Linked DNA regions of Homo sapiens: all the other regions are linked to region 6. A link is an interaction called in ENCODE POLR2A ChIA-PET data of the cell type or tissue named here. Cell type or tissue: HCT116. All regions are shown on one strand. Each heading gives the region's core, and the rest is flanking DNA. Links, peaks and the distances in the headings are about the cores only.

Region 1 (4,450 bases), core at 269-4,268, 120 kb before region 6:
GCAATGGGAAGAAAATAATTCATCAGCTGTGACCATGAATGTAGATAGAGATGTTTGGGCCTCATCCAGATCCCCTCTCTGCCCTGTGGGGCTCCCATCTCCTGGCTGCTGAGAATTTGGTTGTTCTCTACCCACAGCTGCTCCCCTTTTCTGGAGGTTTGCCCTTGGCTGACCAGAGCACCTCAGCGGGGAGGTTAACCGCACTCTGCCTCTGAGGATGGCCAACAGCCAGTGATGGCACAAAGGGCCAGCCCCCTGGCCTCAAGACAGGCACAATTCTGAAGTGGGCTCATGAAGAGACTACCCAATCCCCCCAGTGGACAGAGCTGAGGTTAATCTCCACCTGAGACCTGATCTTCGCTGAGTTCCTTCCCCTCTTCTATCTTGCTCCTCTCACTCCCTAGTCGATATTTCCTGAGAACACCTCTTCAGTAAAGCACACACATCCAAATCCTATCCAAGGCTTTGCTTCTAGGAGCCCATCCTAGAAGGCAGTAGGCCCCTGGCTTTCCCTCATTCAGCTGCACAGTTGCACTAACAAGGAATTCCTGAGGTGGCCTTCTAGCACCTCTGTAAGCCCCCTATCCTACTCCACCCTTACCCCTCTGCTTCACCCGAAACTGACCCCTCACTCTTTCCCCACCTCATGTCTTATTTTTGTTAGAAAAGCTTACTCCCCACTTACCCATTTCTTTCAAGATCTAACTCTAGTTTTGCTTATTCCAAGGTTTCCCATGCTAGACTCTACCCATGCCCCTTACGTGTGTATTTTTTAACCACTTAAGAGATGTGCCAAAGCATGTATCAATTTTTATTTTTCAGACAATTGAATCAGAACTTAGTCATCCAAATAGATGTTGCCACTTTGAAAATATTCATCTTGGGGGATTAATCACTTCCTTCAATGCAACCACTGCCCATCATAATTTAGGGATTCCTCTTTGTGGTTTGCCCTCAGTGTATGCATCACCCACTGTTGAACACGGTAGCCTACAGCAATGTCTCAGAGGTTTTAGAACATCATTCAGAACCATGACTGGTGATTGCAGGTTACTAAGAGCACATACATAGATATTTTGTAGTTCCACAATTTACACATCTCCAGCTGTCCCTTGTTGAGTGAAACCCTTTCTCTCATTATGCTGCTCTAAATCCAACCAATTCCAGTGATGGCAAATGGTTGCTCTGTGAAAGTGACTTTTCTTTCCTCTTTGAGACATTTGGATCCATGCCTGATGAGTAATGTAGGTACTGATTCATTCATTCAACAAATATTTATTGAACACTTTCCACATGGCAAGCCCTGTGCTACAAGTGAGGCTGTAAAATCAAATAAAACATGGTTTTTACTCACATGAGGTTTAGAGTCTATCTGAGGAAAATAACAAGTCAATTGACAATGTAGTATAGTTCAGTAAATGCTATAGAGAGATACACATGGGTCTACGGAAGAGAGAGGAGTAAAGGGAGGCTGGAGGAGCAGGGAAGCTTCTGGAGGCTATGTTTTAAAGGGTGATTCAGAGTTTTCTAGATAAAGAAGTTTGGTGGGGTCAATGAGTAGAGGGACTGCTGGTAGGAAGGCATAGATAGAATTCTGAAGCAGAGAAATATTTGAGACACTTCCCGTGAAGGGTGGATTTGGCAGAATGAGCATAGACAAGAGAGGTGGTCAGGCTACTGAGAGGCCAAGAAGGGTTTATCTCCAGAGGCACAGGAAAGCCACTGAGGGATCAGACTGGGGTAAAAACCAACCAACAAACCAAACCCATGTAGCGTGACTAACAACTAATGAGTCATTTTAATGTGTGTGCTCAGTACTTCTGCACATGTGCCATCCTGATGAATCCTTCAACAACTCTATGAGAGACACATGACTATCCTCACTTTCCAGAGGAGGAAACAGAGACTGGGAAAGTTTACTAACTTGCTTAAGATCACACAGGTAGTAAATAGCAGAGTTGGGATTCAAATCCTCGACTCCAAAGCTCAGGATGAGCCTCTAAAAGAAGTCCAGCAAAGGATACGAACAAATACGTCATGTTAAAGGAAAAACTTCAACCGCATTAAATTTAAAGGAGTTTAATTGAGCAATGAATGATTCATGAATCTGGTAGCCCCCAGAATCACAACCAATTCAGAGAGACTCCAGGGGTGCCTCGTAGTCAGAACACAAATTTATAGACCAAAAAAAGGGAAGTGACATACAGAAATCAAAGGTGACATACAGAAACAGTTGGATTGGTTACAACTCTGCATTTGCCTTACTTGAACACAGTTTGAACACTCAGCAGTGTATGAGTGGTTGAAGTATGGCTGCTAGGATTGGCCAAGACTCAGCTATTGTTACAGGTGCATACTCCTAAGTTAGGTTTTCAATCTTGTCTACCTATTAAATTGGTTGCAGTCTGTCCACAAGGACTCAAATATGGAATATATTCTCAGTCTATATTTAGTTTGCTTTAACAATCATTTAAAAGAGAACTTTAAATTCTACATAAATTTACAATGTTCAACTTAGGCACAAGTCAAAGCATTGGAAAGTAAAGCAATAATACTGAATCATTATATACCCATTTAACTAACAGAAAACCTTAGTCATTATGTGCAATGCTGTCTACTTTGCATCACTCGACTGGTATTAATATATTGATGGTCATATTGTAAATGGTCATACATCTTTTGGAAAACAATATAATAATATATACCAAAAGTCAACCCTCTTTTAAAATGTCCATCCTCTTTTACCCACCTCTAGGAATGTATCCCTAGAAAATATTTCAAAAGGAGACAAAAAGTTTATCATTGTAACATTATCTTGAGTAGTGCTAAACTGAAAACAATTTAAATGTAGAGTGGTAGTACAATGGTTTGGTAAATGATCATACAACAAATCAATGGAATATTGTGTAGCCATTTAATATGATCTTTATGGGGATTATGTAACACCATGGGAAAATATTTATAAGAAGTAAACTGTCACGTGAAAAGATAGAATACAGTACACTATTGATATTCACAAGGTGTATAGCCTAATATCTCTGCAAATTCCCAAATAAGTGGAAACCATTGTAGCATACAATTTTCCCTTTAAAATGCAATAGCTAAAAATGTTAAGTAACCCCTCAAGACTCTTAAGGAGTCTATAAACTCAGGATTTGCTTATAAAGCTATAAAAATAAATTCTGCCAATAAAATAAATTCTAGAATGCATTATATTACATCATTAGGCTACTTAACTAAATTTACCTAAATCTGCAAAGAAACAACGTCTTTATCACGTCATGAGAGTTCTTTGCAAGCTTCATATGAAAGCACAAAAGCTGTGTTGAAATGCTGGTCCCACCAATGGTGGGCTGGGCTTGTTTACTGACTGTGTGATTCTTACTTTCTTGCACACCAGCTTTTTGTGTGTGTGTGTTTTGAGACGGAGGCTCGCACGTTCGCTCAGGCTGGAGTGCAATGGTGCGATCTCAGTTAACTGCAACCTCCGCCTCCCGGGTTCAAGCGATTTTCCTGCCTCAGCCTCCCAAGTAGCTGTGATTACAGGTGCCCACCACCATGCCCAGCTAATTTTTTGTATTTTCACTATGTTGGCCAGGCTGGTCTTGAACTCCTGACCTCGTGATCTGCCCCCCTCAGCCTCCCAAAGTGTTGGGATTACAAGTGTGAGCCACCACACCCAGCCCATCAGCTTTAAAATCTAGCCATTTCCAAATCAAAGCCCTCAACATTACAAACCACTGTGATCTTTGAAGTCCTAGGCAAATAATTGAAATTGAGAATGTCAAGTTCAAGAATGCTTCCAATCTACTTCTATTCAGAAGTACATATGCGTTATGATTACAACAATTTGAAAATTTAGACATACAGCCATAGCTGTCCAGAAACATAAAAAACAAAGACAATTGTACTTGGGTGAAAGAAATCTAGGTAGTAGTTTTCTTTTAAAACATTTCTAAGTATTATGTATTTTTTTCACAATAAAATGCACACAAACAATTTATTACCCTGTTGTCATATTCTTGTAGGTTGAACCCCGTTGCCTTTAATCCATTGATATTTTATAGTTTGTAATGTATTTGCAGGGCTTTGGGGTTGCAACAAACGGGTAAAGCCTGGAGAATTAAGCAAGAACTGGCTATAGAAGTAACCACATTATACTTCCTATCCGTATCCCTTGACATTCAACCAGGGATGCCAAAATCAGTGGTGTCTTTGTACCCACATACACTGGTAAGATGCACTAGTACTTTGTTTTCAATGTGGGACCAAGGCTCATTCACTCAAATGACAAAACATGCCTATGATTTCTGTGACCTCACTGATTGATTCGACAGGAACTACAAGTTACATTCAGTGGTTTGATCCATGTGACACTAGGAGGTAGGAAAGAAGGGAGAGGCAGAAAGGACAGAAGGAGGGAAGGAATCATGTATTCATGCTAACATGC
Region 2 (4,450 bases), core at 226-4,225, 190 kb before region 6:
GAAGAAGGAGCCACAAGGGGTACCAGCAGCCTGTAGAAAGTAGAGAAGGTAGAAACACAGATTCTTCCCTGGGGCCCCCAGAAAGGAACACAGCACTGTCAACACTTTGAATTCAGCCTGGTAAGACCCATGTTAGACTTCTGACCTACAGACTGCAAGATAATAAATCTGTCTTGTGTAAGCCACTAAATCTATGGTTATCTGTCACAAGCACAATAGGAAATTAATACACTTTCTATTTGTTTTACGTGTGTCCTGAAATGTTAGGTTCCTTAGGATTCCAACTGCTGAACTATATGGAGACAGGATAGTTTAGTTAAAAGAAAAATCTTAGACAAATTAAATTTAACAGAGTTTACTTGAGCAAAGAATAATTCATGACTTGGTAGCCCCAGAACCAGAATAGGTTCAGAGGGACTCTGTTGCTGCCACGGTGACAAAGAAGATTTATGGACAGAAAAAGGAAAGTGATGCACAGAAAACAGAATTGAGGTACAGAAACAGCCAGATTGATCACAGCTCAGTGTTTACCTTATTGAACACCATTTAAACAGTTGGACGGCCTTGACTGGCCAAAACTTGATGATTGGCACAACAGCAAGTTACAGTCTGTTCACACATCCATTAGGTTACAGCTCACTATGTATGAAGAAACCTTTAGGATGAACTTAAAATATATAAGGAGGGAGCTTTAGGCTAAACTTAACAGTGGACAAGATTTGACTCTGCTACTACGTCACCTTGTGGTTTTGGGTAAATCAGTTTCTCTGGTTCTCAGTTTCCATATCTGCAAAACAAGGTCGTTTTATTAAATGATCCCCAAAGCCTCTCCCCCTTTAAGTTTAGACATTCAGTATACTCTCCGTCTTCTTAATGGTGTCAAATGCTCTGGAAGCCCCAGCAAACACCTGAGCTGCCCCTGTCATCATCCACAGCAGAGCACGGACAGGGAAAGAATGTCCACAGGTTCCAGCTCTCTCAGGACTTGTCCACGGCGAGTGAGGCCACAGGAGGTCAGGGCAGGCACAGCAGCTGCCAGTTCTCTCCACTCAGGAAGAACATACCCAGTGCTAAGGAAGAAACACTGTGGGGACAGAGGTGCTAGAGAATTCTAAAACCCAAGCGGCCATGGAAATCCTCCTAAAGGCAAGGAGACTTGTGTTAGCTTCACAGGAGAGATGGGCTCCGAATAAGGATAGTCTATCCAGAAGTTGGGGTGACAAGAAAGACACCAGGTGGGTTATCATGGTGAATGGGCTAGGCTGGAAGAAAAGGTTTTGTGTGGGCAAAAGGTCAGAAAGATCTGTTAAAAGCAGATGATGAGGCCTTAAAAGGTTCCAGGACAAGGACAGGAAGGCTGAGTGAATGCCTTGATGAGGCCCTACTACACTTTGTGCCATGTTGTATGCCCGGGAGTAAGCAGCAGGCACATAATCGGTGCTCAAGACAATAGGTGCTCAGTATTTGTTGGATGAATAAATAAATAGGCATCAACATATTTTTAGCAGGACATTGCCATTATCCAAGATGAATTTAAGGAAGATAAGTGGGACCTCCATAGGCAGAGTGGACTGAAGGAGGCAGAGATGGAACATCTGTATACTAGTCAAGAGGCTGCTAAACTGATTCAGACATAAGGGTCAAGCTGGGATGTTGGGCAGTGCAAACTGAAGGGAAGAAACATATGTGTCGTGAAGACTTTCCCTAAACCATTCCATCTGGGAGGATGTCATTTCCATTCATGCAAATCTCCAAGGAAGGAGACCCACCACCTCATGAATAAGAATAATGCAATAACCCAGACAGGCCAGCACACTGGAGCAAAATCCTCGGGCAGCCATGGAAGCAAGAATCCAACCCACACCATATTTTCAGTAGAAATGACCACTAATTTATGCACAGTTTTTCTGCCTATAATCAAAGCTAATTCTTAGTTCACTCTTGCCTCCTCTAGACTCAACAACTCAAATTCTCCTAACTGCTTTCAGAGATCCATTCACTGAGTCTTCTCATTATTTCCGTTTTTCTTCCCTGATCCCGCTCCAAGTCCCCTCTGCCTTATGTCATTTAGCTGAATCGGAAGACCAGGTTTGCTCCAGTCACACTCATCTGACAGGCCTGCTCTTTTCCTCTAAGTAGCTGGCAGGAGCATAGCTCTGTTCCAGGAGGGGGACCTGTCCTCATGGGAACATGGCAGTTATGGTCCAAGTCCAGCTGGCCAAGAACTCAGACTGTCCTCTCCTGAAGGTTCCCCCACAGAAATCAATAAGAGCCCACCTCCAGACAGTGGCTGGCCTCAGATCTCAGAGGAACTCACCATCCTCTTCCTCTCCATCATCCTCTCTAAGCTTCCCTGTCTTTGCCTCAGCCAAAGTCCAACCCATCAGGGACAGAAGAGTAATTGATGAAGGCCTTAAGGGATATCAAAGCGCTATTGAGCAAAACCACAACTCAACAGCCGTGCAGGTGCTTCCTGCGGCAGGGAGGGAAAGAAGTGTCTTTAGAAAGCCCTAAATAACTCTAGGCAGGGATGTCAGCTTGACAAATGACTGGTGAGAAATAGCCCTGTTGTTCTCTGGTGTGTGATTCATCCAAGGCTGTGCTGGGGTGGGGGGACAAGGCCCAGCCGTGAGTCCCACCGTTGGTCACTTGGGGCCGCTCTTCAGCTTGGCTCCAAGATGGATAAGAAGGCACTTTTGTTGGTGCTCTTGGCCTCTGTCACTTTGACCTTGTTTTCCAGTGGTTTTATTTAGCGGATTTGTGCTGATTTGGTTTGAGCCGCATTCAGAGGAGGATAGCAACTGTGGGGAGACTCTTTCTAAGCATCCGAAGGCCTCTCTCCCTTTGATGTTAGCTCCCAGTGCTTCTTGCCATCATAACATCAAAGACCAGGGGCTGCTCAGGGCAGAGGCCCATTTCATCTCCCTGTTCCCAGCTCCTCAAAGAGCTGGCTTATTGAAATGCTTGTCACGTGTTGAATGGATAAGTGAAAATATCCCGAGACCAAGGGATATGACATGACAGCTAGTTTCTAGACTTAGCGCTGGGACCTTGACAAGGTGCACAGAGTCTCTGGGCCTCTGTATCCCCATCTGTAAAATAAGAAGGCAAGCTCTTGGGTCCCCTCAAACTCAGACCATGAGGTTCAGAGAGGCCTGCAGAGGCTGATTGGGGCCTACACCCAACTCGCAAGGAGGGGAACAAAGGTAAGGAGAACATGAGGGATCAGCAGTTGTTTTGAATGCCCAGCAGCAGGAGTAAACACCAGCACGTTGAACACTTGCGTGAAAGGTCTATGATGTTTTCAGTTAGGAGGTCGGCCTGGAGGCCCCCTGAAGTAACACTAGATGAATGTATTGTGAACAGCCAGTGGGCTGGTGTGGGCCACATGAGACACAAACAGCACCACTAGCCTCCCTGAGTTTACTGGGTCCTCTTCACCAAGGTGTCCCAGCCACCAGCTGGACATTAAGTCTTTGGTTTATGGTGTGTTTTTTGTTGTTGTTGTTGTTGTTTTCCATGAAACAGCACAGCAAATCCATCGTTAGAGGCCGGCCATCCCACCAGCAGGGATGATTTTGTGAGTGAGTCATGCTGAGGAGGCGCTGTGTGAGGTGGGGCTGCGGTTTATAATGAAGTCCTGCCTGGGACTGTACTGAGGAGACAGCCCAGTGTGTCCCAGCACAGAGCCCATTTCTCAAAGCGGTCATCGTCTGATTCATTTTCTCATGCTGGGGGATGTGCTCTGGGTTTTAATGCCTTTAGTTTCCATCAATGGTAGCTTTGTTAGTGTTAACTGAAAGGAAGACAAATTTGTTTGAAATCAAGGTCTTGTGGATGCCTCAGTGTGTACCCTTCTCTGTGCAGAAAATGGCTGTAATCTTGAGATTGAAGAGTTGAATGAAGTTGTCTTCTTTATGGAAAGGCATTTCAGCAACTGTAATTAATGGTCACAAAAGTCATCAAAAGTTTTAACAATCCCAACAATCCCAGTTTCCCCTTTGCGAATCATTTTAGGTTTTTATATAAAGATCGCTGATGCCCCTATTAAGGCTCTTACTGCTGTAAAAGTCAGGTAGGTGAGACTCCAGCTTGGCCTTCATTTGTCCTTTTGTTTACGTAAAGCATCCAGTTACTCTTACACCTTGACATGGCTTAAGCAGGTCTGACGGGAAACAGCCTTGTTTCAGCTGATAATCTCCATGGAATGGACAGACTTCCCACTGCAGAATTGAGGCAGATAAAAGGAAAAAGAAGTGCTCTCACAGCAAGACAGCAATACCTTCATATACCTGCACACACACACACACACACACACACACACACACACACACACACGCCATTTGGGTGCAGAGTAAATACCTATTTGACATATCTTTTCTGAAATACAGATTTTGAAACCACACAAACCTGGTTTTGATCCCTCTCTACCACTTGTTAGCATGTGAGC
Region 3 (4,450 bases), core at 140-4,139, 190 kb before region 6:
CATAATCTTTAAAAAGAACCCACAGTTCTCAAACACCCCCTCACATGGATGCACGTGAGGTATAAGACAGCAACCCAATGTCTGTTACTATGGAACTCAATGGTGTAAAATTAACTCACTAAAGCACACACCCACTGCAAAAAAAAAAAAAAAAAAACAACAAAAAACAGCCTTTGCCAGCTAGGTGCTTCAGAAGGTGATATAGTTTAGATGTGTGTCTCCCTCCAAGTTTCATACTGAAATGTAATTCCAAATGTTGGAGGTGGGGCCTAGTAGGAGGTGTTCGGGTCATGGGGGCAGATCCATCATGAATGGCTTGGTGCCATCCCCTTGGTGATAAGTGAGTTCTCTATTAGTTCATGTCAGAGTTGGTTGTTTAAAGTGCTTGACATCTCCTCCTCTTCTCTCTTGCTCCCTCCTTCGCCATGTGACATGCCCGCTCCCCCTTCACCTTCTGCCATGAGTAAAAGCTCCCTGAGACCTCACCAGAAGCCAAGCAGATTGGGGTGCCATGCTTGTACAGCCTGCAGAACCATAAGCCAAATAAGCCTCTTTTCTTTATAAATTGCCCAGTCTCAGGTATTTCTTTATAGTAATGCAAAAGGGACTGATAGAGAAGGCATTGATGTCACGCTACATATAAAATTTGCATTCTGAGAGTCGCCTCCCACTCAAACGTAAGCTCCATGTGTTCAGGGATTTGCCATAGGTCTGTTCACTGCTGCACAGCCAGTGCCTAGAACAGCACCTAGACAGAGCAGCCAATAAATATTTATTGAACCAATAAATGAATCATACATGAACCAAGTATGAACAGTGGAGGCTGTGAACTGTCTCATGTGTGAGTTATTTACCATCTCTTTGCTGAGTTTCCTCATCCTGAAAAGGCTATATTAATAGGATTGTCGTAAGAATTGTTGGTTTGTGTAAATGTCTTTAAAGCAGTGCTAGTTAATGTTACCTATTTTGGGCTCCATAGAGATTGTGCTTTTTCTATGTCCTCACAGAGGATTGGCAGATAGATATTCAGCGATGTAACATATATACCTGAAAATTATTTCACTCAAATAATCATGTTAGAAAAGTCCTGAAAGAGGCCAGGCACGGTGGCTCATGCCTGTAATCCCAGCACTTTGGGAGGCCAAGGTGGGTGGATTGCCTGAGGTCAGGAGTTCGAGGCCAGCCTTGGCAACATGGTGAAACCCCATCTCTACTAAAATACAAAAAATTAGCCATGCATGGCAGCATGCGCCTATAGTCCCAGCTACTTGGGAGGCTGAGGCAGGAGAATTCCTTGAACCTGGGAGGCAGAGGTTGCAGTGAGCCGAGATCACGCCACTGCTCTCCAGCCAGAGCGTGATTCCATCTCCAAAAAAAAAAAAAAAAAAAGTCCTGAAAGGATTTTTGGTGGTTGGTTGTTGCTTGGTTTGACTTGTTTTCTTAAAAGGCCAGATGTGTATAAGGTGCTTGGTTTTATTATCACGGTTTTATATGAAGTGTTCAGACTCATCCGTGATACCAAAAGAGCCACATTATATTTGGACACTTTCCCTGGTTGATCTCCTTCCTACAAGAATGGAACATGTAACGTCCTAGACACCCTGATGATTCTGTAGTATCAAGCCCCTTCTTGGAAGAAGGCCTCCAAGAGGTTTCCAGGTGGTGAGCCAGGCCAACCTCTTCAGGCGGTGAATCACACCATCCCTAAAGCTCATACCGGCTCACAGATAAGGCCTCTCACCTAGACCCCTCCAAAAGCTTCAGCTCAATGAAAAACAAAGTACATATGGTCTAGCTTTAATCAAAAACTGAGCAAACAATCAAAACAACAACTAGCAAAATGTGTGAATACCTGTTTCTAAGGTATCAGAAACAACTTACAGACATGGATTCACCAAGTCTTATAAAATAGGATGTAAGGGCACATAGCCTCATATTTATTTTACCAAAGAGAACAGAAAAAGTCATTAAGAACCAGCAATGGAATCCATTCTCTCTCTCCTGGATGCACTGTTTAAGTAACTGCACACCCACCTAAAGTTCTCTATTAAAAACCAATACATTGAGAAAACAGTCATTCTCATATTCTACTGCTGAATCTGGCTTGGGACATTGCATTTGTAATAAAAAATATTTGCATATAGAGAAGAGCTGCAGAAATAGCATGGATTTTGGAATCTGAAAGATGAAGTCAAATTCCAGCCGCATGACCTTCAACAAGTTACTTATGTAATCTGAACACAACTTTGTTCTGTAAAATGTGGGCAAGGATAGCAACCCAGCAATGCTGGTATAAAAATTATGGATACTATCTGTAAGCTTCCAGTAGATTGCCTCATTTATAAATGATACTTAGTAAAGGATGATGATGATAATGCTGGCCTTCCCTATTCAAAAAGCACATTCTCAGCTGGCCACAGTGGCTCACACCTGTAATCCCAGAACTTTGAGAGGCCTAGGTAGAAGAATTGCTTGAGCCCAGCAGTTCAAGACCAGCCTGGGTAACACAGTGAGATCCCTTCTCTACAAAAAGAAATTATTTTTAAATTAGCTGGACGTGGTGATGCAAGCCTGCAGTCCCAGCTACTCAGGAGGCTGAGACAGAAGGATCACTTGAGCCCAGGAGGTCGAGACTGCAGTGGGCCATGATCATGCCACTGCACTCCAGCCTGGGTGACAGAGCAAGAACTTGTTTCAATAAATAAATAAATGTAAACAAAACAAAACAAAACAAAAATTCTCAGGATGAACGAACACTTTGTCTTTCCCCCCAGTAATGTTATACTTACGAAAACATCAGGTGCTAAGATTTAATAGCTTATTAGGTCAATTTTTTCGGGGGATCCATTTGCAGAAATTAGATTTGCTGTATTGATTTGACAACTTTGCATAATCCCAACTGAACATTCCCAGCTAAAACAGGGTTTTTCTTTCCGGTTAACTTTAAGACTCTCTCTCTTTCTTACTCCAGAAATTCATTTCTCATTTGGTTTGGGACAGAGCCAGCTGGTAAAAGGTTTCAGCATGTGTTTATTGCCTCTTTGTTCTCAAGCATTTTCTGGGGCCTCCTGGCAGCTCTGGTCTGGAGAAAGCAGCAAAACCCTCTGGGGTTGCAAAGCCCAGACAAATCCCAGGCTCTGACCATGGCCTAGGGGTGGTGAAGAACAGCTAGAAGCCTCCCCTCCCACCCCAAACTCCTGCTCAGAACTCTCAGTAAACACAGGGCAGGAGCCCAGCATTTGGCCCCAGGGGCTTCCTCCTACTGGTGTTGTTTTGGAGTCAGCTGTGCTGCCTCTTGTCAGGCCCTACCCAGGACCTTTCCCCTTGATACTTGCCTGGTCTCCAACAAGCAATTGTTTGGGGAAATGTGTGTGTGTGTGTATGTGTGTGTGTGTGTGTGTGTAGCCCATCAAAACTGTCTTCAACAATGACACTGCTGCTTGTAGACATTACAGATACCCTTGTCCTGGGAGGTCCTTGGGTGTCTTTCCAAATAGATTGCCTGAACACTCAACCCCGGTCCATGCCTCCAAGCCTGAACCCATTTAGGAGTCTTACTCTAAGCCTGGAGGTGAAAACAAGGCTTAGCCCCAGCAGAGTCACCACTGCCCAGCCTTCTCCACCTGCCATCTCCATACCACTTATGGTGTGCCATGGTGGATGCATTAAAGGGCAGTACAACTCAACAGTCAATAGCACCACTGTAGCCTTCAGTTGACCAAGAGCCATATCTAGCTTTGCCATTTTGGGGAGCCTGTGTACAAATATTTATTACTATAAATATGGCCGGGCGCGGTGGCTCATGCCTGTAATCCCAGCACTTTGGGAGGCCGAGGTGGGTGGATCAGAAGGTCAGGAGATCGAGACCATCCTGGCTAACACGGTGAAACCCCATCTCCACTAAAAAATACAAAAAATAAATAAATAAATACGATGTCCCAGGCCAGATCCATATTCAGCAGTAGGATTCAGGAGCTCTATGACATACCTGAGCCAAGTTCATTATCTCACTTTCCCTCAGTTCCTCAAATGTAAAGGAAGGAGAGTAGCACCTATTTCACAGTGCTGTTGTGACAGTTCAATGAGATGGTGGCTGGGAAGGGCTGGTACATGTTGATAGTCAATACAGTACAATCTGAACATAAAATTCCAGCCACCTGAGCTCTCCTCAAGCACACTCAGCAGCTTCGGGTTTGCTTGAGTGAACTCCTTGCAACCCTCTCAAGAGGCTAAGCATGAGAGTGAATTGATCCAGGTTTCTCTGGGAGTTGTTATGCCACTGGTGCTTTTTCCCAGCTTTGGGAATGGCGGGATTGAGTGATGGAATAATGAATCCAACAAACATTTTTGGTGTCAGGCACTTTTGAGGCACAAGTCTACAGAGAGGAAAAGGCCCAGGTCACTATCCTCAGGCTGTGCACATAGGACAGGGAGAGATGGAGACACCCGA
Region 4 (4,450 bases), core at 119-4,118, 240 kb before region 6:
GCCATTCTGGTTTTGTTGACAATAAAGTCTTGTTGCCCTGTGCTTTGCCAATCTGGACTTTGACTAATTATTTCCCAGTTATGCTTTACACTTCCATGTGGGCCTGCCCTTGCAACCTCCAGTCCCTCATCTCCAGCCTGTCCAGTTCTCCCCTTATCCTGCAAGACCCAACTAAAATGTTGAACTCAACCTTCTCTGCTGAATTCCCATTGCCCTCAGCCATAATTTTAGTCACAATGCTTCTTTCATCATATTGGCATCCCTGACTGTTCGTTAAAATGTGAACTTCTCCCACACATGTAGTGTCTCCTTCCCATCTCTGTGCCCCCAATGCCTAGGATAGTGCCTGGCACAGAGGGGGCATTCACCAACTACAGTCTCCTTGGAGGTACTCTTCTAGGCTCCTCAGATGGGTGGGTTGCATGTGGCGATGAGTAAACTATTTATCTAAGTGCCCCCTTGCTGTTCCTCAAGCGTGCCAAGCCTGCTTTCCCCCACAGCCCTCACGTTTGCACCTATCTCGGCCCAGAACTCTCTCCAGACCTCACATAGCTCTCTCCCCCACATCAGTCAGAGCGGCTTTCTCTGGTCCTTCTCCCTTTATCTCCTTATTCTGCCTTGTGTCTTCACGGCACATCTGGTACATTTTATTTTGCATTTACTATTAAGTCTGTTCATTGTCTCCCCCAAGTAGACTGTAGGCTCTGTGAGGTCAAGGGCTTTGTCTTGTTCATTGCACATTAGTGGGCACTCAAAAATATTTTTGAATGAAGAAATAATAAAGTTATCATATTTTAACACATCAAATCTGAAACCAAGCCTCATTTTTCAAGCGTTCTTTTCATAAAGCCGTAAAGCTTTAGATTAAGAAAGGAATTTGGAGGGTTTACTTGAGCTCTGTATTCTCATTTAACTGAAGTGGAAGCAGAGATCTCTGACAGCAAAATAACTTGCCCCATGCAGGGCTGAAGCTAGAACCCTTGTCTGACTCCTGGGTCTTGACTCCTAGCACAGTGTTTTGCATGTGGTAAGCATTCAGTTAATCAATGAGTGTTAAGTTGAATTAAAACTAGAAAAGGCTGAGCAGTTTGATGCCTGTGTGTGCAGCTTTCTGCCCTGTTTATAAACTGAGCTCAAAAGACATGGGCCTCTAGGGAGTTACTTGAGAAAACAAAAGTATAGCAGATGGGGATCCAGGTTCTTACCCTGACACATGGACTCCGTTGGGCAGACCTAGACCAGTTAACCACACAACTACCTGACCCTCCACACTGCATGTCCCCGAGATCTGTAGACATAGCTGGCACTGTTTCCTGGTCACCAGTGGATGTTAAGGGTCAAAAGAGAAAAGGATCTCTCTTTTAGCCAGGAGCACTGACTAGGTGACTGCTAGGGAAAAGCAAGAAATGCAGCGTCAGCCCACCATGGTAGGTAGTGGTTGAGGAGCCTGAGAACTAAAGCTCCTTCCGTTCTCAACCTCACACTCTGGGCCAGTTACTGAAATTGTCTAGACCTTCACTTGAAAAATAAATCCTATAGTTAGGAATAACCAGGGTTTCATTACAAAGTTCTTGGCACATACTCCAGGACTAAATTATATATGGTAGTGGTGCAAATTGCCAATCAAACAGTGCCTTCCACAATGAGGGGCAAACATAATGAAACCTTAGTTTGGTAGATCATAACAAAATTGCTCATTATTTCTTCGTCTCTCCTTTAGATGGAAAAGTGTCACCTTTTCTATATGTTCTTTGCCCATTTCAGCTTCTGCCCTCAGACTCTCAGGAATATGGAGAACTGTTTCTCTAAACACTCACGATTAAACAAATTAGGAGATTTCCTAATTGTTTAAGGATGTACGGTTGTTCAACAAGGACCCATGTTCCACCACTCTCCTCTTCTGCAGTATGGCAGACAACCATCAATAACCACAGGGTCCCAACCCAAGCCTTGGAGCTCACCTCATAATTCCTCATGGTCCAGAGAGCCTTCACAATCAACTGGAGCTGTTAGATGTAATGAAATTATTTGCCATCCTCAGTTTCAGTTGTATAAAGCCAGGACCAGAATGTACAAACTGTCCTCAAGCTTTTCTCTAACTCTAGGTCATGCATTTCTAAATCAAAGGCAGTTGCCTGTCTTGCAGGATTTGTTTTCTTTCCTTTTTGTTTTTCTATTTTCCTCTAAGCATACAAGGAAGAACAGAGATTTCAACCATTATTTCTCAGTGAACTAAACATCAAACTATAAGTTTTCAAGTCAGCCATGACCTGGCATCTCTCCGTCTTTTGAAAACGAAGCCAAACAATCTATGGTGCGGTCTCCTTAAGCTGTGTCCGAAATATGCAGGGTTGTGCAATATGCAATGTTTTGGTCAGTCACTAGGTGGCATCTAATTGAGGCACCGGGTGAACTCTCCCAGAAGGAGCGTGTTTTAGAGCACACCACAGTTCTCCATTTTGGCTGCCATTGTTTGGTGGGCGTGTTGGAGTTAATCCATTGCCATCTGTCTTTATTTTGCTAACTTACTCAGTCGGACGCCACACAATTGAGTTCTGCAAATGTCGGCTCTCCAGTACAGCAATTACCGAGTCTCTCTCTAAACAATATCACCGCACGGCATTCTTCCTGCCTTGCCTAGAGCTTGAAACATTCAGGCTCATTTTGACTTTCTTTGCTTATAGCGCTTGTCATCTTCAAAGATGAAAGAAAAATGGTCTGAACTCAAAGCCACAACAAGGCATGGCTTCTCTTTCCAAACTGAGTACATACCAATCAACATGTTCCTATTACATAAAAACCCCAGGCAACACAGCCAAGGATGTGGGCTTGTGCTTGTGCAGTCCAGGAAGACACCACCGCCTCCTCCAGGATGCAGACAGAGTGCATTTTGTTGTTGATGATGATGTTGTTCTTTTAATATTTGAGGGACTGGTGGGAGAGGTGGCAAGTGAGGCACATGGAAGTAATAGGAGAAGGAAGTTAGGAAGGAAGGAAGGAGAAAGAGAAAGAAAGAAAGAGAAAGAAAGAAAGAAAGAGAGAGAGAGAGAGAGAGAGAGAAAGAAAGAAAGAAAGAAAGAAAGAAAGAAAGAAAGAAAGAAAGAAAGAAAGAAAGAAAGAAAGAAAGGATATAGAGGAGGAGTGGGGAGTGAGCTGATATTTGAAGGACCTAACTTCCATTGCTGTTCCAGAAGAGGGATGAATTAATAATCTCAGTAACCTAGAAATGGTGTTTATTTTCCATTGTTTGCTCATTTCATTCATTCACGCATTGTGTATTGAAGACCTACTCTGTGTGTCAGGCAGTGTATGAGATGTTCCAGATACAAGTGGGATCGATTCATCAAGATTCATTGTCTTCTTTGAGCTTACATTTTGTGGGGAGACAGACATTGATCAAGTAAACACAAGCATGATAGCTGTTGTGAAATAGACACAAAAACACACAGGGTGTTGCACAAGCACACAATGGGTGCCCTCACCTAGTCTGGGGGCCAGGAAAGGATCTCTGAGATAGGTGAAGATGAAGGGGGTTTTTAGAGTATCATTCTTCTTTGTTGAACTCTCACGTGCCAAATACTCTGCTTTGCAATTAGCAGATGCTAGATTCATATTTGGTGACCAACTAGCAAGTGAGGAAGATCTAGCAGGATGAGAACCAGTGAAAATACAGCCCAGTCCCTGATGGGACTAATTCCTCCTTAATCCTTTGCTTTTGCCTTTTTTTCCTGCCAAAATTATATAAAGATTTGCATCCATCTTTTATCTTTATTTAAGTCCATTTTGTTCAAAGTTTTCAATGCCTGGTAAACCAAAAGTGAATTAAACATTAACATATTAGTTTACATTGCTATCTACTGTAGTTCTTCAGAATCGATTCACTGTTTAAATTTTAGAAAATAGGAGGCAATTTGGGGAGCAAAGAAGAGGAAGCCAGAAAAAAAGGGAACATACTGTGTTTGTCTTCTCCGCTGTATTACCATATTTTCAAATGTAATTTCTGTCTTCAGGGTTTCCACTATGAAGCAGAGGGAGTCCATATCCTATGTATTGACATAAGATTCGAGCAAAGGCAAACCCACGAATATGCAGTTTTTGGGAACTGTAAACTCCCTGAGTTTCATTACAGGTGCTGGAATAGGTGGATATTGAAAGGATTTAATGTGGTCTCACTACTTACCAGTGCATTTGTGAATGACCCATTCTTGTAGGACTTTATCTTGTCAACCAAGTCTATTTGTCATTAAATATTTGTGGTCTGAGTCCTTTAAAGTCATCTCCTGGGAGAACTGCATTGCCAGGTAGTTTGAAGACCAACGCCAGCTACATAGTAACATAAGGAGCCTTTGCCTTGCTTTATTTTGGTCTTAACTCATTGCTCCCCTAAGCTGAATAGGGAATGTCAGGCAGCTGTCCTTCATGCCACTGAGATTCTCCTGCCTGAGGCCCC
Region 5 (4,450 bases), core at 135-4,134, 290 kb before region 6:
GCAGAAGTAGTCAAGGCTTATAAGCCAGGCTGCTCCTCAAATGCAGCCGTAAGAAAAGAAATCTGTGGGGTGTTTTAAATGCATGCCTGATATAAAGATAAACCTCGGGTATCATATATCAGGGGATCCCAACCCTCAGGCCACCTATTGGTACCAGTCCATGGCCTATTAGGAACTGAGCCGCACAGCAGGTGAGCAGCAGGCAAGCAAGCGAAGCTTCATCTGTATTTACAGCCACTCCCCATTGTTTGCATTGCCGCCTGAGCTCTGCCTCCCATCAGATCAGCAGCAGCGTTAGATGCTCATAGGAGTGCAAACCCTATTGTGAACTGCACCTGCCAGGGATCTAGGTTGGACGCTCCTTAGGAGAATATAATGCCTGATGATCTCTCACTGCTTCCCATCACCCCCAGTTGGGACCGTGTAGCTGCAGGAAAACAAGCTCAGGGCTCCCACTGATTCTTCATTATGGTGCGCTGTATATTTCACTATATATTGCAATGTAATAATAATAAGGCACAATAAATCTAATGTGCTTGAATCATCCCAAAAGCGTTCTCCCCACCTCCACCCTGGTCTGTGGAAAAACTGTCTTCCATAAAACCAGTCCCTGGTGCCAAAAAGGTTGGGGACCACTGTCTTACATGATATATAAAGTGCAAGTTCTATGTGTCCCAGAAAAGGATTTTAAAGGTAATTCATGGTGTGTATCATGGCGTCTATCTTGTTACACATTAGTAATACTTTGAATGTGTAAAGTGCTTCTCCCTGTTCTGTTGGATTTATCTTTGAAGTAGCTCATAAAGATAAAGATATGAGTATAGAAAACATTCCTTCACTGGCCCTATTTTATAAATTAAGGAACAAAGACTGGATGCAACATGTGGCAGATTATGCGAAAAATCTAGTAGCTGAGCAAACATAAGAATTCAGGTTCCCTGGATTCCAGGACAGAGTTGACTTCCCCATCTGAAGTGATACATGAGCACAATAGGTTTTCATCGTCATTCAGATTATAATGGTTCCTTTTACTCTGATAATATTGCTGATATTTCTAGAAATAGCTTGTTCATCCATTTATTAATCTCATAAACCCCTGACTGGGGGAAACAGAGTGGAAAGTGGTCAGAAATGGGGCTGGAACAGTAATCAGGAAGCCGGAACCTCCATTGCCTCAAGAGCTAAGTTCAGTGTCAGGCCTTTGTCTCGAGGGCAACGGGGAACTCTGTAAAGGTATTTAAGTTGGGGAATGTAGTGATCAGCAGCATTTGGCAGCAATCACCCTGGGCTGGAGTGGGCCTGACAGGAATGGGCAAATCTTGGGGCAGGAAATCCAGTCAGAAGATTATGACGATAAAGCAGGTGAGAGATGTTGGTGTCCCAAGGGCAAAGGGGGATCCCATCAAGACATGAGAACCGCCACGTCGTTCTTTCCCCAATCCCACTGTTTCTAGATTTTTCCTTCTAGGAGGCCTGCAAATGTGTTTCCGGGAGGAAAATCCGTCCCTGCTATTTCTCCAGCCTTCCCTTGTTACCGGTCCGGCCCTGCCCCTTTAACATTCAGGAATGAGAGTGGAAGCAGAAGGCCCAGGTCCCCGGAGGTCCCGACGCCCGGATTCCACAGCCTGTGAGGGTCCCTTGAGCAGAGCGGGACGAGGCCACTGGCACTACGTCGTGACTTCACCAACAGCCTGCAGTACTCGTTAACGAGATTTCGCCAGGCCCCTTGGACTAACGCCAGGATTCTCGGTGCCCGCAGTCAGCGCTCTGGGATTAGACAACGCCCCACAGGCCGCGGCTCTCTGCTGACCCTCAGCAGCGATGAGACCGGCGCGCACAAGCCAGCAGCCACTAGCTCTCCCACAAGGCCGAGCGCGGCCAAAGGGCAGCCCCGCCCGCTCCGCCTCCCCCAGCTCTATTGGCTAGTGCACCTGCCACTCAGCCGCGCGCCGGACTCCGGCTTCGGGCCTGGAGGAGGGATCCCAAGCCTCCTCGGCTCGGCTCGGCTCGGCTCGGCTCGGCTCGGCTCGGCTCGGCTCGGCTCGGCTCGGCTCGGCTCGGCTCGGCTCGGCTCGGCTCGGCTCGGCTCGGCTCGGCTCGGCTCGGCTCGGCTCGGCTCGGCTCGGCTCGGCTCGGCTCGGCTCGGCTCGGCTCGGCTCGGCTCGGCTCGCTTGTCCTTGAGGTTTACTGTGTTTGGCATCGCAGTTCCGACGGCAGCCGCCGTTTCGCGACCCACGGCGGACTTGCATAAACACTTTCTAGTTGGAATCTCACCCTGTGAGGTGGGCAAGGTAGTGATATTCCTGTTTGACGCCGACAGAAATAAGAGAGATTGACTCTCAGAACCATGTGGCGGGATTTTAAAGGAGGATCTTAACAGTGGCTCGGACAGACCCGTGTTTTCTGCTCCTAGCATTAACTACGTCGTTAAACCCTTCTGAATTTATTTCGTCTGTGAAATGGGGAAAAGATAGCCACCTTGCATAACTGGTGAAGAATTCGTAAACTGACAGCAGAATCTAGTAAGAGGACTGGCCCGTGGTCGGCTCTTAATGGTGTGTATGGGGCTATGAACATTCCCAGGTCTTCTGACCTCTAGTCTGGGACTCTTTCTGCTAAACTAGGGATTCTTAGAGGTCCAGAGACTTCGGGAGATCCAGGGGCATCTTCAAGGGGGTCCCTGAGTTCTAAACTGCAGAGGAACACTCTTAAGAGAGATAATAAATATTTCCACCACATCTGTTATGGATAATATATATTTTGTCATCTATTTGCCAGAGACTGTTGTAAGTGCTTGTATACATTAAGTCACTTAATCTTTACAGTGAACACTAAGGTACATCCTATTATAATTCCCATTTTACAGAGACGTTAAATACCTATCTAGCTAAAAAATGTGGGAGCTGTTTTACATTCACGCAATCTAGCTGATAAAGCCACACACCTTAATGTTTGTACTATATATTATTGTGCAAGAGGTGTATTTGATAATGATTCTTGTGTCACCATTTACAAGATGCTTCTGGCTTTTATTAAACTCTCAAAGGGCAGGAAAAGAAAAAAAAATACAGAGGAACCTAAACCCTAAATCAGAGACAGACTACATGCAGATATACAAATGGATGATAAGAAACCAAAGTTGTGGGTACCATGTTTGCAATTCCGTTTTAGCTGAGTGCTTTGGACTATCACGTCCCTCAGTGGCTCCCTGGAGGAAGAATGATTGAATGACAGGATAGGAATGGAATGTAGCCATCATCTTATCTGACCACACAGACACCTCCCAGCAGATGAATGCATCACCTCCTCATGATAATTTTGAAGACTTTCTGAGAAAGTGATAATATTAGCCTATTACCTCACAACCACAAGGAACACTACAGTGACTACAAACCCTATGTGCCTCATTCAACAGGTGTCACAGAATAAAGAAAAAGACTGGGAGAGAGATGGGAGCTGATAGACCAGAGGAGACCAAAGACTGAAACTGAAGACTAAACCATGGAAATTGGGAACAAGCACTTACTCGCTTAGAGGGTGAAAAAAGTGAATTTGCCTACAGGGCCAATTTGGAAGCACCTCTCCCTGGAAGCCAGGTTAGAATTCCTACTAAGGTGTCCTTGGCCTCTTCAGTGGTGGTGGCCTTGAACTACACAGCACACTTGCACACTCAGCTTCTGAATGTCCAGAGCAGTCCTGAGTCTTGCCTGAGAAAAATACTCAGGTTCTTGGGCTTCATCTCTCCCTTCTGCCTTCTTTTCCTCCACCTTTCCAGGTCAGCCTGGGGAATATGAGATGTGAGGAGAGGGGTGAGTGGAGGCTGAGTTTTGACCAATGTTATATGACATTTGAACCTGACCTATGGCAAAAGGAAGATCCTTTGGGAGGCAGGCCTATGTTCTCATCCCTTTTTCTGCCCCTTTGGATCAATTAGCTCTCAATCATTTTCTCTGGGACTGGTAAAGAACAGAGAGGGGCACTGGACAACATCAGCCAAGTAAAAGTAGTGCGGGGGTTGGGTCCCAAGTGATCTGTCAACATCCTGAAATGATATTTTGAGTGACCAGAGAAAATGCAGTCTCCATGAAGGAGGGAAGTCTAGGGTGATTCCTGTAGAGAAATATTGGTTGTGAGATTTAAGGGGTGAACGTGAGATAGACAGGAAATGAGGCAAGAGGCTGAGAGTCAGTGGCACCACTTGCTTTGGAAATGGAGCAAAGTCTCCAGCAAAGGCTGTGAAGCTCACAAAAGCTTGGTCCTGGGGTGAGGTGTGGGGAGGGTTGGCCATATAGGACAAGAGCAGGGCTGCAGACTTAAAGGCCCAAGGACAAGCAATGTGACTCCCTTTCCAGCAAGATTGGGACCTCACCAAACTACCATTTCCCAAGCCCCTCCATCCAACAACTGGATATTCTCTCTATGGCATGAATAATAGCTATTGTGCCACATG
Region 6 (4,425 bases), core at 1-4,000:
CCTCCTCAGACAGCCAATGAAACAACTAAATTTCAATCTGTACAACCTAAATAGTAGTTACAGTCCTCTATTGTACAAAATAGTTACACTACATACACAAATATACAATAAGCAAAACAACCTTCATGGTAAGATAGCCTAGGTCCCAGCTACCTGTCACCATTTTGTCACTCTCATAGTTTTGTGTCATCCATTGTTTGAGAAGAAAGAGGCACAGTACTATTGTTTTTTATGAATTTTGGTGACAGTTGTCAAATTTGTACAGTGAACTCTGTTCCCCCTCATTTTAGTCTTTTTACCCTCCTTTCAAGTTCCTCCTGGGGGGAGGAGAGGAGAGAGGCGAGTCCAGTGAGGAGCTCCATCGCTTCACAACCCCATGTAGGACACTAAGCGCAAGCAGGAGAGAGAACCCTTGGAAGTGAGGGGTAGGGAGCCGGAAGGGATGGAAAGGCACACAGCTCCTGAGCATGAATTAAACCATTTCTCAGATATCTGCCAAGCTGCATGAGGTCCCGGTATATCCATGCTAATTCTCGGATTAACCTTTAATTCACCCAACTAAGAAATTTCTCCAAGCCATAAGCATATGAGTGTTTAATACTGGAAAAGAGATAATGGCATATGTCAGTCTCACGTCTCTTTCGCAGCGAGCAATGAAATGGGTGACTGTGGAGGCAGATTCTCCCTAGCACATCTTCTCCGTCTGTTCAGTTCACACGCAGCAGCCAGTTCTGCGGGGGCATAGGCAGCTATGCGGTTGGTCCTGAGCCCTGCGATGCTGGCTGGGCGGGGGGCTGTGTGGTGCCCTGTGGCTGGGTGGTGGCAGGGGGGGAGCCAGTCTGCAGCTGGGCCTGAAACTGGGCAAGCTGCTCAGGACTGGCCAGTGTCTTCAGCAGATTGTTCTCCTGCTCCAGCTGGGAATTTTTCTCTATTAGTTCTTTGATTTGCTCTTTGAGGACCTCCACTTCTTCTCTGACCGCATACATCAAATGGCTTTTCACTAGATCCTGGAAAGAAGACAGAAAAGGTTTAACTCATTATTTGGTATTTTCTGGACTCTTTTGAGTTTCCAAGACATTATTTTACATGGATCTCCCTAACTATTTACATATTCCACCTTTAAAGTTGGTTCAATGACACTTGGGGAAATCTGAATACAAACATGACTGTACAATACTTGAGTTTAACGTATAAATGATCAAGCTTTGTAAAAGTCTGTGCTTCTCTGCAGACGTTGGCCAGAAACGCCCAAGTAAGGCTTCCTGAGACTGGGCCAGAGCCGGGCGCTGGGTCCCCGACTGAGACCAGCAGCGGGGACGTCCAAGCCACAGCGCGCCCACCGCGTCCCCGCCCCCAGGCCCCGCCCCGCGCTCGCCCGGAGCCGCCTCCTTCAGCACCGGCTGCAGCCAGTTCCTACCGAACATGTTGCCGCATTTTCTTCCCTCCACCCCGCCCCCCTCTTTTCGTGATTAAGCTGACATCACAGAAACCTGGGCAGACGTCGCAGCCAATGGGAGCCCGAGTTATTTATAGCTCCGAATTAAAGGTTCAGAGTTTGCCTAGCAACAGTGGGCAGAGAATCCCGTGAGAAGAGCCACAGGCGCTGCTCCAATAACAAAGAACGGCCAAGGCGGAAATAAAAAATAGGAGAAATCCAGGCGCAGGCTAAGAAAACAAAACTTTTTCTCTGATTCTTCTTCATTGTGAAGGAGCCCGCGCCACCGGGGACCCGTTTGTGCACCGTCTAGAAGACCCTTATCCAGGATCCCGACTTCTGGGGCCCTCCCCACCTCCCGGCTCCCTAGTAAAATATTAGGATTCCTAGTAAAGCCACATCGCTAAAGGTGTGCTCACGACCAGCCGAAGGAGATAGTTGGCCAGCGCTTCCCTAATAAATCCCCAGCAAAAAGGGTCACCGTGAGAAAATCCCGTCGTGTGAAACCAGTCCGGGGAAGAAGACCATTTAATACCCGCAGGGCCCCTTTCTCCCTCCACGGCTGCCGTGGTAGGTGGCTCCACGCTGGCCGAATGGAGACAGCGCCGGCATTTCTACGCGCATCAAGAGCAATCATCATCATCTGAACTTAGGGATGCACTGGTTCCACAAAACATCTTATTTTTGTGCTGTGCCCACATTTAGTATAAATGATTTTTCATCAGTACATACCATAGCTTGCTCGATTTTGTTGTCAATAGCTACCACACTTGCACCAGAGGAGCTGAAAAAGAGGAGGGAAAAAGGTCATCGATAAATGGAATTTATCTTAAGCTTCCAAGATAAAAAGGATCTCCCAATTTTGTGATATTGCTAGCATCATATTTTGAATGTTATTTAACACTATGTAATGTATCACCCTCCAGAAAATGCCAGCCCCTCTCTTACTAACGAATATCCAGGCATCTCCCTATTTTAGTAAGCCACAAAGGACTAAATTACATAATGTGGGGAAAGCCTGTTCTCTGGCCAGACTTGCAAAAATAAGGTTTTTTAACATTTCGAAAAACAACATCCATGTCACCATAATCTCTCAGCAATGGACAAAGGAATTCGCCTGGCTATCTTTCACCTGTATTATTATAAGTATCCCACGAATAAATTTAAAGAAACTATCTTAGCCGACATTTACCTATTATCAAGTCTCACAGAAGCGTTTTCAGTCCCCAGCAAGGATGACAAGAAAGAAATTGAAAAATGTCTCAGTTGGTAAACTCCTAGATCCATCGCCACTGGTCTACACCATTGGGATTTCATGCAATTGCAGCCAAAAACACCCTCGTGGAAAAAAAGAGGGAACACCAGCAGCCTTGTATAAGCTAGATAAAATCTTCTGGCTTTCCGCAGCCCAGGGAGAAACAGAAAACGGCAGCCCTAATTTAAAGAAACCCAGCTTCTAGGGCTTGATGATCCCAGGCAGATGCGGATCCCAGTGCCGTGAAGAGGCGCTTCCCAGATCCGCAGCCGGGCTCCACTCAGCTCTAGACCAGGACTCCCAGTCTTAGTGCAAAATATATGCAGGAAAGAGCTGCGCCGATTGGCCGGCACGCCACTGGGACCGCCCCCTACTCCCTTCCAGGTCCTCCCGCTTCCCTGCTTCCCCGCCTCCCCCCACCCCCACCTCCGCCCCCATTCTCCAGATCCCGCTCGTGGGGTGGGCTGGCCTGGCGCGGGCCGTGCTCAGAGGGAGTGGGGTGCTGGGTTCGGAGGTTTCCACGGCGGCCTCAAAACACTGGGCCATTGCTTCGGCAGAAAATGTGAAGGGTCCCTGAAAAATACTATGGGGGCCCCCACACGTGCTTACGTTTAAGGGAGTCAGACCCCGGTCCCCGGAGCTGTGTCCCGCGGCTGCTTAACGGCGAAAGCTTCCTATTTGTAACCCGAACCGTCTGAGCTACTGGGCATGCCCAGTCCCACCACTGTAAGACTTCGAGTGTCTTGATTTCAATTATCTAGTTCTTACCGGCAGCGGTACTGGGAGGATTTTATAGACGGTTTTATTTTTAAAGATAATAATCACCCTGCAATCATGTATTTTTTTAATTTTAGAGGAAAAAAAATCACATTTGCTCTTTGAGAGATACTACCTTTTGTTTTATAGAAACAAAACAAAAAACATTATATATTCTTTGCTAGGCATGAGGGAAAGACTCCAGATAAAATCCAGGATCTTCCCAAAAAGCCCGTAGAGCCACAAACCTTAAAATCACATCTCCCTATTAGCATCTTCTCCCTAGTAACTAAATATGCCTTCTTCTATTTAGACCCAAAAAAGTCAATCCACAGGTTGAATTCCACATAAATCTATTTTTAGTTAAGTCCCTAAGGCACGTTTTTGCAAGCTGAGTGACAATTCCTCTAAGACTCAATCCCTCAATCCTATGAGCCTTCTTACATCAGAGGGATTGAAATATTATAAAGTATGTATTCAAAGCATACAAATCCTTGAAGTTAGTCTCTGCCCATTTGCAGTGTCCAGAACCAGAAAAGGGAGGATATAATGGTGGTTAAAAATAGTTAAGCAGCCAATAGATGCTGTAGGCTCACCTCTGTTTCACCCTCTTGGCCACACTGACCAAATAATTCCCTTCTCCAAACCAAAATCGAGAGATGTGGGTATAAAATAGCTTAACCCTTTCAAAATTTCCTATATTAATTTAAAATACTTGCAGGGATGCATCAATTAAGGCTACAATTTAATATACTAGAAATCTAAGCCCTGAAGTTTGCTAAATTATAATACAACATAAACAGTTTCCAAGTCAATACATGCGAGAAAGAAAACTTAACCTCTACAATACTGCCCTCTAATGGCATAATATAAAAACCAAAAAATCTACAAAGTACTTGGGGAGACCTCTCTAATCTGTAGATAAAATTGTGTCATCACAAATAATTCCAACATAAAATCTGACCGTAGAACATATATA
Region 7 (4,450 bases), core at 277-4,276, 200 kb before region 6:
CTTCGTCCCTGGGGCCCCACTGGGGTGGAGATGCCGTCGGCACACACGCATGGCCGGCAGCAGCCTTGCCTTTGATGTGTCCATCCATCCATCTGCATTGTCTTTTACAGATTAATTTCTCCATTCCTTCAATTAACAATTATTGATTGAGAGCCAAACTAGGTTTGCAAATGGATACAAGCAGAGGAAAATTCACCTTGAAGTTAATGAAGTCTAAGCTCCAGAGCCCATGGTCACATGAGTTTTATGAACTTTGCAAAAGTTCGTAATATTTTAACTGTAATCAGCTAAGGCTGAAATATTTTAACTGTAATCAGCTAAGGCTATCTCTTCCACTGTGACGTCCTCTCCACACACTGGCAAGTCCCTTGCGTAGGGTTGCTTTGGAGTCGCCACTACAGCATTTTTGGAATTCTGCTGAGGCCAAGTTGAGATGGAGATATGTTTAGTTTGGGCTTAGAGGATAAACAGTGTTTACACGGTTCACAGTCACCTCTGTATATAGTTAAGTTATTGCTAACATGGTGGTGTAGGAATTGCTTCTAAAAATACTCCTATAACTCGTGTCAACTTAACCAGCATCACGATTTGGAGGCACATGGACAGAAGTCATATCATGATATAAATGTGTTGCTGTGCAGAATCTGGCCCTGAAAATATGTGGGAAATGGAGGATCAAGGTTCAAGATTTTGGAGGCAGGTACTGGTCTGTGGGAATTTCTCCAGTCATCAAAATTACAAGCAGAGATTTGAATTTTCAGGAACATGTATTCAAAAGGATAATTCTCTCTGTCTCTTCAGGGCACAAAAATATAGTGGCACTAGCGATAGCAGATTGGCCTTATGTCAGTCACATGTTTATGTATTGAATTTAAAATGTAAAAGAATTTCTTTGGATCAGCCATGTTAGACGGGCTGATCAGAGAAGACTGCATTATCTTTCTATCATTTCTTCTTTAAAATTGTCGTCCTATGAAGAGGCCATTAAAGAGTGTGTAGCCAAAACGGTGTGAAGAGAACAATGGAAGCATGTCATACAGAGGTATGTCAGGAAGTTAATAAAAACAGTATGCTATGTTTCCAGATTTTTGTGATGTTTGTGGTATTTGTCAGCATTTTAAAATCTGTAATTTATTTTGGTTTCTTTCCTTATTCTGAATAAATATTTACTTTTCTTAAGCGAGGTCCCCACAGTTGATCAGCCGCATGCCCCAGGAGACCGGGCTGGCTCCTGAATATAGATACAAATGATGTGCTTCTGGTCATTAAAGAGCTTGCAATAAACATTCAACAAGTCCCACATAGAAAAAGCATAGAAAAAAGCAAGAAAAGATTAGAGCGCATTTGACTTCCTATCTTCCAATCCCCCATTCCCTTCATCCCTCCTAAAAAATTCTCCAACAAATTGGACTTTTTGTTTGTTTGTTTGTTTGAGACAGAGTCTCGCTCTGCAGCCCAGGCTGGAGTGCCGTGACAAGATCTTGGCTCACTGCAAGCTCTGCCTCCCTGGTTCATGCCATTCTCCTGCCTCAGCCTCCCAAGTAGCTGGAACTACAGGCGCCCACCACCACGCCCGGCTAATTTTTTATATTTTTAGTAGAGACTGGGTTTCACTGTGTTAGCCAGGATGGTCTCGATCTCTGGATCTCATGAACCGCTCGCCTTGGCCTCCCATAAATTGGACTTTTAACATTTATCCTCAAGAGGAAAATGAATGGGCTAAATTATAATGTCGAAGTATAGGTCAAATTTGGCAACTCTCCTCTTCCCTCTTAGCCATGACCATAATGAAAAAAGCCAGCAAGTGTGACCAGGCTGAGAGACGCTTGACCAAGGTGTCTTCTCGGGGCGCATGCTGACAGGTCGTAAGGGGGCTCCCAGCTGATCTCCCCGGGTCAGTCACTCTGAAGGCTGACAACAAGTTGGAAGCTGGAAGACACTGAATGCAGTTGCGGCATGGCGCACGTGGATCTCTCTAGAAGCCGAGTGTCCAGGACCTTTCTTCCTTCCCTGCTCAGACCACAGTAATTTTTCTCCTGGTTTCCAATCACTCTGTGAGCCTTCAACTTGGGAAACTCGAACTGCACATTGAGGGCCACACTGCCTACCCCACCCTTTAAGCTGCCACCGAGTTGTTTGCATACCATCGAATGTAGCCAGCTCGCCAACTGACCGCCGACTGTGGCTACCACCCTGGGAAACAAAATGAAGCATGTCATAGTTTTCCGATGAAAGACAATCAAAGATGCAAAAGGATCACAATTGCAACAGTGTGAGAAGCAGCCAGCAAATAACCATTCACTATGGAGTGGGTGACCTTTTCATTGAAAGCAACAGCTATGACTAAACAGCCTCTTACAAGAGGGTGTTGCAACTGAAATTCTCTAGGCCTGACTCATGGCTTTTCAACCTTGGTCCAGGCTCCTCTCCACCTGGTGGGAGAGCAGGTTGTCTCTCACAACAAACTCTGGGAAAGCCCCGCCCCAGGCCTGCCTCAGAACACAGGAACATGCTGCCAGTGTTTTCCTTTATCATTTAAAGTTTGTTTGTGTGCTGGGCAAGGAGACGCTTGCAAGCAGGTTCTTGAACTGGGTGTAATGAAAGCTGTAGGGATCGCATGGCGCCCTAGACCCACTGCCAAGGCCAAGGGGAGGGACAAAGGCTTAATGGAAGAAAGTGGCTGCAGCTGCTCTCCAAAGCTGTCATTACTTTCTTGCTGGAAACTTTGAAATATTATTTGTTTCCTGTTTCAAACTTCTGGAGATATACCATCCCAGTACCATGATTAAGGGCAATAGTGTCACAGGGAGGTGGGCTGGCCTCTGCGTTTTTCATGTGGGCTTTTCCATCTTTAATACTATATTGCTTTATAAATGTCTTTTTGTCTGTAGATATCTTCTGATCCCTGCCCCCGCCACTCCCAACTCCTGGCTTCTGATGTGAAATGAGAGACTTAAAGTTGATCAAGTTCATGCCGATGTTTAATTCAGACTCAATGTTTTTCTGAAGTCTAAAATCCTTTGAATCCGATGGGAGAGAAGAAGGAAGTGAAACTGGATAGTGTAAATAATTTGTAGTTAGAGCTGAGATTTATGAGGGGAATTGCCGCACAGAGCTTGGTGTTGAATGTCTCTTTGGGCCCTGGGAGACAAATTCTCCACTTGACTGCACGTAGGTCTCCCACCCTTCTGCTGGCACCAGGAGGCGGAGGGGTCTCTACCCTTCCAGGGTGTGGGAACATGTATGAGGGCCCCAAGAGCCTGGACCCTGGAGAGCTAGAGGAGGATGGGGTGTTGCTGTATAAAGTAATTGGCATGTGGCTCTTCACGATGAAAAAAAGAGATTTTGTGGCAGGAAGAAAGCAAAAGAGGAGGGAGGAGAGAAGGAACCATAGATTCTGAGAAACACACCAGGATGACTAGGCCTGGAGGAGTCCAGGGTGGGCCTCAGACCCTCACTTCTTGTCTGGCACCTCCCATTGCCAAAAATGCAGACTTCAGAGTAGGACCATTTTTGGAGCCATGTATAAGAAACAGATTTCTATATAGGTCAGGCCTTGCTAAAATTCATTTTGAGAAGTTCAGAGATGGAATGGAGCAAGACAAAATTGAAATTCTAGCATCCTTTTCCTCATACAATTCACCCCTTGTTTTATGAAGATGTGGGACAAACTGAATGAATGTAACTTGCTTAAAAGAGCACCTGACACACATGGATGCTATGGAAGCACCATTCGATTCCATGCTTTAACTATAAATGATTATTGTTATTATTACTATTATTGTATCTTGACTCTGCTTTCAAAGAGCTGATTTGAACATAACAAGTAGGTAAGGAAATTGCAACCCATCTTCTTGCTTTTCACAGTTATTGCACATAAATAGCCAAAACAATAAGCTAAATGAGACTGTGTTGCTGAGATTAGACCTTTCAGGGAAGTAGGAGGCCCACTGAAAACAAGGACAAACCTTGTTGGGTGCTTGCGGGTGAGAGTTGCTGTTTGCCTAGACTCCCTGCCACACACACTGTAGGGGTCTGAACCCCAGATCTGAACTCTGCACCCATGAATTATCTAGCTGTAGAAATTACTGAGGACCTCTGAGCCACCATTTCCCCTTTTACAAATGGATATGATTAAACCACCACCTCCCAGGAAAGAGGAGAAGACTGAGTGACCAGCTAACTCCCACCTCTCACAGGATCGTATGAGGTTCTAGCAACCCGAGTTTATAATGGAACAAAAAAGAATAGGAAAGGCAAAATACACACCAAGGAATGACATACAACCAATTTACTCACAGTTAACTTCAGCATAAATGTATACACATAATCAGTTACAATTAATATCCACATCGAACTAGGGAGTACATGATTCTGGTGTTCTTTCCAATTCCTTCTCAGTGAGGGATCTCAGGAGAGCTTGGTCTATGTGTGCCTAATCCTACAGGAA

The links. ChIA-PET counts read pairs that join two places held together with the same protein. Peaks named below come from ENCODE experiments on the same cell type or tissue, not always from the same donor. Only the 100,000 strongest peaks of a DNase experiment are listed, where the experiment ranks them.
Region 1: POLR2A ChIA-PET joins it to region 6 with 83 read pairs; 22 of 35 experiments call an interaction of 5 or more read pairs at or near these places.
Region 2: POLR2A ChIA-PET joins it to region 6 with 88 read pairs; 20 of 35 experiments call an interaction of 5 or more read pairs at or near these places.
Region 3: POLR2A ChIA-PET joins it to region 6 with 12 read pairs; 20 of 35 experiments call an interaction of 5 or more read pairs at or near these places.
Region 4: POLR2A ChIA-PET joins it to region 6 with 14 read pairs; 16 of 35 experiments call an interaction of 5 or more read pairs at or near these places.
Region 5: POLR2A ChIA-PET joins it to region 6 with 12 read pairs; 22 of 35 experiments call an interaction of 5 or more read pairs at or near these places.
Region 7: POLR2A ChIA-PET joins it to region 6 with 39 read pairs; 20 of 35 experiments call an interaction of 5 or more read pairs at or near these places.

The regions. Positions count from the first base shown.
Region 1 is chr13:44,312,162-44,316,611 of GRCh38, forward strand. All of the region lies in intron 1 of LOC107984552 (a long non-coding RNA gene), which reads left to right. Among named protein-coding and RNA genes, the nearest start is that of SERP2, 59 kb to the right of the region's middle. RefSeq lists an enhancer at 1-1,006. In HCT116, for the core only: no CTCF peak of the experiment used is centred there; DNase peaks (open chromatin) are centred at 557, 930, 1,240 and 1,790; H3K4me3 peaks cover 1,345 bases; H3K27ac peaks cover 2,618 bases.
Region 2 is chr13:44,240,818-44,245,267 of GRCh38, forward strand. No RefSeq gene overlaps it. Among named protein-coding and RNA genes, the nearest start is that of MIR8079, 47 kb to the left of the region's middle. In HCT116, for the core only: a CTCF peak has its summit at 2,644; DNase peaks (open chromatin) are centred at 2,564 and 3,634; H3K4me3 peaks cover 498 bases; H3K27ac peaks cover 2,586 bases.
Region 3 is chr13:44,246,501-44,250,950 of GRCh38, forward strand. No RefSeq gene overlaps it. Among named protein-coding and RNA genes, the nearest start is that of MIR8079, 53 kb to the left of the region's middle. RefSeq lists a silencer at 3,580-3,756. In HCT116, for the core only: no CTCF peak of the experiment used is centred there; no DNase peak of the experiment used is centred there; H3K27ac peaks cover 593 bases.
Region 4 is chr13:44,189,225-44,193,674 of GRCh38, forward strand. No RefSeq gene overlaps it. Among named protein-coding and RNA genes, the nearest start is that of MIR8079, 4.8 kb to the right of the region's middle. In HCT116, for the core only: CTCF peaks have their summits at 2,355 (motif pointing right) and 2,915; DNase peaks (open chromatin) are centred at 2,407 and 2,747; H3K4me3 peaks cover 380 bases.
Region 5 is chr13:44,140,142-44,144,591 of GRCh38, forward strand. The region is part of intron 1 of LINC00390 (long intergenic non-protein coding RNA 390); the gene reads right to left. SMIM2-AS1 (SMIM2 antisense RNA 1) reads left to right here. Exons shown (of 5, transcript NR_104065.1): 2 at 3,416-3,596. SMIM2 (small integral membrane protein 2) reads right to left here. Exons shown (of 3, transcript NR_197392.1): 3 at 3,009-3,781. Among named protein-coding and RNA genes, the nearest start is that of LINC00390, 5.4 kb to the right of the region's middle. RefSeq lists enhancers at 965-1,924, 1,591-1,800 and silencers at 1,951-2,100, 3,538-3,732. In HCT116, for the core only: no CTCF peak of the experiment used is centred there; DNase peaks (open chromatin) are centred at 1,850, 2,208 and 3,210; H3K4me3 peaks cover 2,448 bases; H3K27ac peaks cover 1,536 bases.
Region 6 is chr13:44,433,877-44,438,301 of GRCh38, forward strand. It overlaps TSC22D1 (TSC22 domain family member 1), which reads right to left. Exons shown (of 3, transcript NM_183422.4): 2 at 2,168-2,219; 3 at 1-1,007. The coding sequence ends at 750. It overlaps LOC124903167 (a long non-coding RNA gene), which reads left to right and starts at 3,328. Exons shown (of 4, transcript XR_007063778.1): 1 at 3,328-3,416. RefSeq lists an enhancer at 772-1,971 and a silencer at 1,289-1,398. In HCT116, for the core only: no CTCF peak of the experiment used is centred there; DNase peaks (open chromatin) are centred at 1,505, 3,025 and 3,355; H3K4me3 peaks cover 3,396 bases; H3K27ac peaks cover 3,764 bases.
Region 7 is chr13:44,229,842-44,234,291 of GRCh38, forward strand. No RefSeq gene overlaps it. Among named protein-coding and RNA genes, the nearest start is that of MIR8079, 36 kb to the left of the region's middle. RefSeq lists an enhancer at 1,746-2,945. In HCT116, for the core only: CTCF peaks have their summits at 2,497 and 2,704; a DNase peak (open chromatin) is centred at 2,380; H3K4me3 peaks cover 1,036 bases; H3K27ac peaks cover 2,257 bases.